2 separate regions of the Homo sapiens genome follow, and region 2 is linked to region 1. A link is an interaction called in ENCODE POLR2A ChIA-PET data of the cell type or tissue named here. Cell type or tissue: PC-9. All regions are shown on one strand. Region 1 overlaps MCU (mitochondrial calcium uniporter). Region 2 overlaps ASCC1 (activating signal cointegrator 1 complex subunit 1).

Region 1 (5,000 bases):
AAAAGTTTCACTGAAGTGAGAAACCAAAAATTTTAGTGTATTTTCACTAATTTGTGGGGGTGGGGATAGGTAGAGGCCATATTCATAGTACTTTGGGCAGTGTTCTCTAGAAAATTTATAGTACTTTTCGTGTTATTATACACTATCACCTATTAAGGTAAGTATTTGGTTAAAGTGCTGTAGAAATGGAGGTGATGAGAGGTTCTCATTGATTACATAATTTCCTAGATAGTATTAACTCATAATGCTTTCTTTTTTTTTTTTTTTTTTGCTGAAAGTATTTTTTAAAGTTAGTAATTGGTTCTGTTGATTTTATAGGTACAGTGTAGTGAATGTAAGTGCCAGCCAGTACTGGAGCTAACATTAGAACTTTACCCTTCTGACTGTAGTTTCATGTTCTTCACATAAACCCTACTTCTGCTTGAGAGGCTTGGACTGACTCTGACCCACAGACTTCTCAGATTATTTTTGATAATTCTTTGCCAGTTTGTTTTCTTTAAAATTGCTACTTCATTCTAACATCCTGTTTCCTGATGAGTCTAGGTTCAAGGTAACTAGGTAACTCTTTTTTTCTTTTTTTTTTTTTTTAATACGCGGTCTCATTCTGTCACCCAGGTTGGAGTGCAGTGGTGTGATCTTGGCTCACTGCAACCTCTACCTCCCAGGCTCAAGCGAACCTCTTGCCTCAGCCTCCCGGGTAACTGAGACCACAGATACACACCACTATGCCTGGCTAAGTTTTTGTATTTTTGGTAGAGACGGGGTTTTGCCATGTTGCCCTGGTTTGTCTTGAACTCCTGAGCTCAAGCAATCCACCCACCTCGGCCTCCCAAAGTGCTAGGATTATAGGTGCTAGCCACTGTGCCCAGACCTAGGTAACTCTTAATTGTGTTTTTACACATTTGTGTGGCATTTCCTTTAAGCCACCTATGTGGTCTTTGAGGAATTGTGATACCAAGCGTTCAACACAAAACTGGAAACTTCCACTATTGAGAGGTTCATCCATTCTGTCCTGAAGGACAACAGGCATTTCCTGCTGTCCTTCTAGGTTTAACTTGTACCTCTTCAGGAGGCACATGGTTCTGGAGGGGCAGGTTTGTAGTGTTCCTGAGGATTTTCCCTGCCTCCTTTTAAACGATCATCTATCATTGCTTCAGTAGCTTTAGCATTTTCGGTGAGTCTTTTGATTCAGTAAAGTATAGAGTAGGGATAAAGAATAAACAAGACAAATTTTATTAGCCTCGTTTTCATTTAAAAATAATATTGTACTTAATTGAAATATAAATGAGCGCTGTTTGAGCTTTCTTTAAAAAAAAAAAAAAAAAAGATGAGTGACTCAGAGCTAACCACTCTGGCTAGAGCTTCTGAATGATGTCTTAAAAGTTCTCCAATAAAACTGACAAGAACAAGGCTGACAAATTTGTAATTTCATCAGAAACTGAGCAAAAGGAAATTTATGGTAAAGATAAATACTTATCCATTGTAGACCATTGGATAGCCACTGCTCTCAGAGCCTGCCTTGCTGAAATATATTCAGTGTGTATATACATACAAAATATTCAGCCTTTGCTTTAAAAGGCAAATAGAACACTATTCCTTTGTATAATCCTTAAAGCTTCACTTTCTGGTTTGTGTTTTATGCCTTTATTTGAACACTAAAACAATATTTGTTTATATGTATATCCCCTTATTCTATATGAAAGATGATCTGGTAAATCTGTTAAATCCTTTACAAAAACATCACCACTCAAACTTACTTTGAAATATTTGCAACTCCTGAGTAATTATGTTGAGTAGCATTTCACTATAGTTTAACCAACAGTGGTTTCATTCCCTGTACAGACATTAGATCGTGTACCAAAAGAATTGTATCTTATTTCACGTATTACTCATGACTCATTGTTTCTGTATTTCACCGAAAATAGACTAATACTCCTTTTCTCCTCTTCTCCTTTGTGGATTTTATTGTAAGAGAAGATAGGCTTAAAACAGAATAATTTTCAGGAGCAAAATTACGTGGGTTTTTCCATCTGGGTAATCCATTTTGGCTTTTATTATTGTGGAGGAGAATATAGCTCATACAGTAGATGGTTTGTTGTTTCTTTTTCCTGCTTGTATTTTTTTTTTAAGAAATGATTTCTTCACAAAATCAGCAACAATTCTCCTTGAATTTTTCTTGTATTTCTTCATCCAGTTGGCTCTCATTTTCCCCCATCTTCTGCTTGCCTATTGTGATACTCAGTGAGCCTGAGGAGCTACAGAACTTTCATTTAAAAATGCAGAAATAGAAACAATTGACAAATGCTTGCCACAAAGAAAAAATTCCAAACTCAAAAATCTGGCCTGTTTAATTTGTTCTGCAGTAGTGTCCTCTGCTATTAATTTATTTATGCAAGCTGTAAAGTCTGAGAAAAGGCTTCTGTTTTTAAAGGCTTTTCAGTTTCTGTTCTCCAATTTTTTTTGTAATAAACTTCCATTTCATATTCTTCTTAATATTTTATTATGAAAGTTGAAAACCTTTATGAAAGTTGGAGTAATGGTTTAATGAATCCCATGTACCCAGTACCTAACTTCATCAGTTACCAACACATAGCCTATCTTATTTCATTTTTACCCCCACTCATTTTTTTGCACACACACAAAATACTGGATTGTTTTATGGAAATTATTTATTGTTTTTCTGTAAATACTTCAATATATTTCTCTGACATGTAAGGGTAGCCACAATACCATAATTAAATCTAAAAATATTAACAGTATTTTTAATATCATAGAATATCTAGTCATGTTTAAATTTTTCTGATTGTCCCATAAATTTACACTTAGCTCATTTTAAATGGAATCCAAACAAGGACCAGACATTGTATTCTTTCTTAATCTGTAGGATCCTTCTCTTTGTTTTTGGAATGTAAGTAAATATATATATATATATATATATATATATATATATATATATATATATATATATATATAAAATAAGAGTGCCAACAATTTACATTTTTTTTTTTTGAGACAGAGTCTCTCACTCAAGCTGGAGTGCAATGGCACAGTCTTGGCTCACTGCAACCTCCACCTCCTGGGTTCAAGTGATTCTCGTGCTTCAGCCTCCCAAGTAGCTGGGATTACAGGTGCCCACCACCATATCTGGCAAATTTTTTTGTATTTTTAGTAGAGACAGGGTTTCACCATGTTGGCCAGGCTGGTCACAAACTCCCAACCTCAGGTGATCTGCCCGCCTTGGCCTCTCAAAATACTAGGATTACAGAAGTGAGCCATCACGCTCGGACAATTTACCTATTTTTAAAGTCAACAAATGGCTCAAATACCACAAAATCCAGAAGAAAAACAAAACATTTTAATTAATTACCTGATACACTTCTATAATACTTTTTGTTCCTGCTTTGTCTTCATACTCTTTGATCACTTCTTCATGTGACAAAGATTTTCTAATATAATTTCTTATAGAGAATAAACCTAATTCAGCCTTTTTCCTAACATAGTTGATTGAAATTTGTTTTTTTGTTGTAGATCACATGCAAAAAAACTGGCAAATTCACATACAGTCACAGTCATTGTAGTATTAATGCACACAGAAGAGTATCAGTTCTATTTTGTGTGATTCCCAACAAAAATGAAAACAAAGTATGTTGCATTGTAATTGTATCCACGTCTTAGCCGATAAATTTCTTCTTACTTATTGGTTGATTGATTGATTGGCTGTGTGCAGTGGTGTGATCACAGCTCACTGCAGCCTCAATCTCCCAGGCCCAAGCGATCTTGCCACCTCAGCCTTCCAAGTAGCTGGGACTACAGGTGTGTGCCACCAGGCCTGGCTAATTTTTTATTTTTTGTAGAGATGAGGATTTGCTGGTTGCCCAGGCTGCTCTCAAACTGCTAGACTCAAGTGATATTCCTGCCTCTGCCTCCCAAAGTTGTGGAATTACAGGCATGAGCCACCTCACCTGGCCCTAGTTTGTTTCTTTCTTTCTTTCTTTCTTTCTCTTTCTTTCTTTCTTTCTTTCTTTCTTTCTTTCTTTCTTTCTTTCTTTCTTTCTTTCTGTCTCTCTCTCTCTCTCTTTCCTTCCTTCCTTCCTTCCTTCCTTTCTTCCTTTCCTTTCCTTTCCTTTTTCCTTTCCTTTTTCCTTTCCTTTCTTCTTTTTTTTTGGAGACAGGGTCTCGCTCTGTTGCCCAGGCTGGAGTGTAGCAGTGTGGTCTTGGCTTACTGCAACCTCTGCCTCCTGGGTTCAAGTGATTCTCATGCCTCAGCCTCCCGTGTAGCTGGGACTACAGGTGCCTGCCACCATGCCCAGCTAATTTTTTGTATTTTAGTGACAACAGAATTTCACCATATTGTCCAGGGTGGTTGAACTCCCAAGCTCAGGCAATCCGCCCACCTCAGCCTCCCAAAGTACTGGGATTACAGGTGTGAGCCACCTCACCCGGCTGCCCTAGTATATTTCTGATGACAGAGAACTTCCATTTTGATAAGGTGTCAATGAGAACCCAATCCTTTGCTTACAGTTTACCCCCTTTTTTTCCCCCTTGCCATTTATTTGTTGAATAAACCAATTCAACTGTGCTATAGAAAGTCCCTGTGGAATTTGCTAGTCATCTATATATTTACCCATCTAATAAATATTTATTGAGAGTCTGTTATGTACAGGCACTTCCTGCTTTCATAGAGCAACAGTCTAGTAGATGAACAAACACTGATCATCTCACGATTAAATATAGAATTTTAATTTCATAAGCACTTAGAAGAGAGATGTGAAGAAAACTTTAAGAGCATTTCATAAGGGATTTGACCTATTCTAGTTATCAAGGAGGTGGTAATTGAATGAGGTCTGCAGAAATGAGTAGGCATTAAAGGGATGAAGGAATGACCTGGGGGATCTTTCTCTAACCAGAAGAATGGGGAAAGGCCTGGAGCCCACAGAGGAGAATGAAGAATATAGGGAATTTCAAAAAGCCAATGTGGTGAAGTACAGAGAGTGAGAAGG
Region 2 (5,000 bases), 630 kb before region 1:
TTTATATTATATATAATATATATTTTATATTTTTATATTATATATAATATTTTTATATTATATATATTATATATTATATTTTTATATTATATATATTATATATTATATTTTTATATTATATATTATATATTTTATATTATATATTATATTTTATATTTTTATATATGTTATATACAATATTTTTATATTATATATATATTTCTTATATTTTTTTATATATAAAATATAGTGACTAGAGAGAGAAAAATGAGGGAAAGAAATGCCCTGTCACTAGCATGCCAAATCAAGACTTAACTAGTAGAGCCAGACTCAATTCTAAAGGCCTGAAAGTGCACACAAGTACCTTTCTAGACCTGGAAATGACTAGGAAACATAAGGGGAAAATGGCCTAATGGTTTAAAATTCCCAGCTTACTATCTCAGTCACTTTGATATTCCATTGCTCTTTCTTCCTTTTTCTTTCTCTTTATTCTTCAACTTTCTCTTGCATAAATTTGCTCTAATACCCAGCTAGAAAAAGGAAGTTCTACAACTTTGCTTTCCCTGCCTTACCCTTTGGGAGCCTAGCACTCTAGTCAACTTGAGTTTACTTGCCAAGAAAACACCAAAACACCAAGTACTGGGAAACAAAACACACAGAAGGCAATGGAGCAAGACAAGGTACAGACAGGACACCTAAGGGTCACACGATCGAAAGTCCTTTTTGGAATTATGAGTCATAAGGGTTCAAATAATCCTTAACTCTACTGTAGACTATATAATTTACAAGTAACTCCACTGGACAGTCTTTTAATGAATGGAGAAACGCTCTAAATTCTGCCCTACCTCACAATGCCATCTACCAAGAGAAACTTTTCTCTTACTGAATTATCTAAATTTAATTTGGAACCAAACAACCTTCAAGGCAACGGCATAAATCTCTAGAGCCACTGTTTTTCTTTGCTCGGAATATATCATCATATTCCTGCCCCAAGCCCATTCACTGAGATGAATGAAGACCAACGAACATCAAATTCTTTACTGCAGGGGTTTAATTACACTGGGCCCTGCTCCAAGCTTGCCATTACTTGGAGCTGGAACTATCTTACTCCATTAGGTTGGCCACCCAGGCTGGCGCCTGAAAGTTCTAATGGTATTGACCTTCCACCCAGCAGGGAGAAGCAAAGAGTGAAGTAACAGGAATTTCCTGGGGCAGTTTTGTTTATGAAAATAAACATGTTTCTTTATGACTAAGTCACAACATCACTAAGCCTCAGTTTCTTTCTTGTTAAATAAGGCCTCATCCATGCATGCGAAAGCTTCCTCTAAAGAAAACTTATGTACATGCCTAAGTCACAGTTCACCGAGTTCAAGGTCATGTCCTGACTCATCAGTCCTGAGTGCATGGAGCTTAGCCCTCTCATTCAAACTGCAGCTCATGATTTACCACTAGCAGTCACCACATCATCACAGGCCCTTCACTGGCATCACTTTTAATCCAGCACCCTGGGCTCGAGTGGGGCAGAACTGCTAATAATACTATCAGTAGGAACAATTAACAAGACATAATAAAATCTACACATATCAAGCTTGGGGAAAAGGGCAGTAGACAGCAGTATGGATTGGTCCATCATGAAGCATTCTCTGCTTCCTTAAAGCTCAACCATCCTTTCCATGAGATGGGATACAACACAGGTGCAACTGCCAGAGCTGTCAGCAAGTAGAAGGGAGGCCTCTCTCCAGACATAGACCTGTAAGCTCACACTCCACTACATGCTAGTGAAGAATCTGATCCAAATGTGTAGCACCCAGAATGTAAATAATTTATAGCTCTCTGCCTTGGTGGTACATGCCAATTGCCAGAGACAAAAAATAATTCTCAAATCATATTCACATATATCATCTTTTAGGAACTCCAGGTATAACAAACGTTTGTGCCTTTAACCTGGAGTAGAGAGCCTAGGGTTCTAATTCTAACTTTGTCACAAACCAGCTGTAATTAGGCAAGTCATGTCACTTCTCTAGCCTCGGCTTCCTCCTCTGTAAAATAAGGGAGGTGGCCTGGTTTACCTGTAAGTCAAAGGACCTACAAACTTTTTACATGTTCCCACAAAACCTAAATAATTATCTGCTAACAAAATAGATTATGTGTGAGGGATCTACCAATTCACTTTCTGATATTCTATGCAAAGAAAAAGAGAAAATATGCATGCTTCCCCTATACTCGTTGTATTTTCTTTCTTTTTTTATGGCCAAATCTTGTAGAACTGTTTCTGGGCAGGTGATATGAAGTTCATTCATCTAAAGAAGTTATTCAAATAAGGCAAAGTGATGAAAAGAGCATTTGGCTGTGCAACCAGACAGGCCTATGTTCAAATTCTGCCACCTATCAGCAGCATGACCCTAGGTGAGTTACTCAGTTGCTATGAAGCTTAATTTCATCATCTATAAAACAGACAATACTTCTGTCTCAGGTTTGCTCTGCAGATGAAACACATATGAAGTCTCTGGCACACAGTAGTATGGAATAAATACAAGCTTCCCCCTCTTCCTTTTTACATGACTGTGCAGCACTAGACAAATGCCATCTTTGCTCTCCCTTTTAAAGCAGCACTGGAAGCTAAATTAGGCTCTGCTGAGTCATTTCCATTATTCTTTAAGAATGTTCAGAAAAGCTGACTTTGATTTGCAAGTCACTATGTGTTATTAACGAAATACTGTGTTAAGCTGTATAAGCTTTAGAAAAAAGGGTTTTGTTTCTCCTGGCTTATAAATTCTATTTATTCATACATAATTACAAGAAAGTGGAGAGGTTCTTAAAACGTGGACAAACATTCAAGCATGGGCTTTTATACTGACCAGAGAAAAGAACTTCTCATGCATTGTCTAAAGATCTTTACCCATTAAAGAGGAGTGAAGAGCATCTCCCCTCACTAAAGGATGCACCACCCCACTTACCTTAGATGAGCACAAAGAATCCTTCAGCCTACTCTTCTAAAAACTTCACTATTCCTCCATAGTTACTTGAAAGCACTAGTTAGCAAGGCATCTACTCAACTTACATTTATTCCCAAAGACAGACCCTGGTTCCTCTCACGTTTCTGATGGGTTAACAGCGCAAGAGAGATCTGTTGCTGCTTCTTAATGCCACTCCTTCCTTCCCCTCCATTTTGTAACCCATGGGATTACTACAAGTCTTACTTGGTACAGCAATAATTACAATTATAACAACAATAACATTCATTCGGCACTATGTGCCATGCTCTGCTCCAAACACCTTAAACTTATTAACTCATTTACTCTTCATATCAACACTGTAACATTAATACCATTATTATCCCCACTTCAGAGCAGAACTCTGAAATATCTTTGGAATATATCCCCTCCTGAATATGCCACAAACCCTATTCTTCTTTCAATAGACAGTATCGATAGCCTCCCAACTGGTACCTGCCTTGGTGCCCAACTCCTTACCTCTCAAGACATCCTCCACACTGCCTTCAATTTTTTTTCTGTGGTGCTAAGTTCATCACAGTCCTTGCTTAAAATCTTAACTAGTTTGTTTCTTTCTTTCTTTTGGAGACAGGGTCTCGCTCTGTCACCCAGGCTAGAGTGCAGTGGCACAATCATGGCTACTGTAACCTCTATCTCTGGACTCAAGCAATCCTCCTCCCACATCAGCCTCCCAAGTAGCTGGGACCTCAGGTACACACCACCATGCCTGGCTAATTTTTTTTATTTTTTGTGGACACAGAGTTTCACTATGTTGCCCAGGCTGGTTTCAAACTCCTGGACTCAAGGGATCCTCCCACCTCAGCCTCCCAAAGTGTTAAGATTACAGGTGTGAGCTACCATGCCCAGCCTTAACTATTTTCTTACTCTCTATAGGATATTACATTCAAAATCCTTAACCCACACAAGAGCTTTCACAACTTGGGTGCCATGTCATTTCCACTCTTAACTCCTACCTCTTCCTTACTCTACCTCTTTCTAAGTACCAGCCTTAACAAATTCCTCACTCTCCCCTGAATACCTCACAAGTGACATTTCCTCTGCGCAGAATGCTCCCTGCCCCCATTTGCCAGCCTGGCACAAACTCCTGTCCCTTCCAGACTGTTCAATTGTCAGCTCCCTTATCAAGCCTTCTGCAACCACTACAGAATTTCTCCTCTGGGTACACACTGCACTTATCTAGTAGCACTTATCTCACAACACGGTACCTATTTCTGGAAGAAGTCTATTTCCCACACCCTAGAGTATGGGATCCTTAAGAGTAGAGTCCATTGTTGGCACATAATATGTCCTATATGTTATATATACCTGGTATAAAGTAGACATTTAATAACTAGTGCATGAATCAATAAGACACAAAAACCTGTTCAAAACTAGTATCTCCACCGAAATGGGACAATATATGAATCTTGTAAATATTTCCTTTTCTTACTTTCCTACCCAACTTGGTAGGTTTTACAATCAGAACTTGGGGCTTTTTACAATTTTCCTTACAACCAAAGACAACTATCCCATCTTCATTCTAAATCAGTTCAAAAGATAACTACAAATCCTACAACTACCCTTAAACATGAAAAATCCTAAATTATACACTAAAGCTTTTATATAAACATTTTCTTCTTCAGTGACTAATACTAACTGGAAAAAAAATCCTGCCTGAGGGAGTTAGGGGGATGCAGACCCATTACCCATTCTGCCCAGTGTAAGCCTCCATGTTACAATATGAGCAGAATTATGTAGTTTCTGCAGCTATAACTGATTCAGGTTCTCTAGGCAGCCTGAGAAATCCCCTGTTGCTTCAGATGGATCTATAAGCCTTCAAATGTTCCACTGCACATGGTTTTGAATTACCGTTTTTCATTACTGATGTGCTTTCTACTGGACCCTGCTGTGAGATAAAGTGGAATTATAGCAGCATTACTAGCTAAAAAATGATTGAGAGATATACAAGGTTGTAATATACTTCTTGAACTTGCAGGCAATGAGACATCTTTGAATCTTAATGCAAGA

The links. Peaks named below come from ENCODE experiments on the same cell type or tissue, not always from the same donor. Only the 100,000 strongest peaks of a DNase experiment are listed, where the experiment ranks them.
Region 2: POLR2A ChIA-PET joins it to region 1 with 9 read pairs; 1 of 35 experiments calls an interaction of 5 or more read pairs at or near these places.

Annotation. Positions count from the first base shown.
Region 1 is chr10:72,801,102-72,806,101 of GRCh38, forward strand. The region is part of intron 1 of MCU (mitochondrial calcium uniporter); the gene reads left to right. Among named protein-coding and RNA genes, the nearest start is that of MIR4676, 83 kb to the left of the region's middle. In PC-9, no CTCF peak of the experiment used is centred here; no DNase peak of the experiment used is centred here; H3K27ac peaks cover 1,987 bases.
Region 2 is chr10:72,172,804-72,177,803 of GRCh38, forward strand. The region is part of intron 5 of ASCC1 (activating signal cointegrator 1 complex subunit 1); the gene reads right to left. Among named protein-coding and RNA genes, the nearest start is that of ANAPC16, 41 kb to the right of the region's middle. In PC-9, no CTCF peak of the experiment used is centred here; DNase peaks (open chromatin) are centred at 1,236 and 2,638; H3K27ac peaks cover 3,635 bases.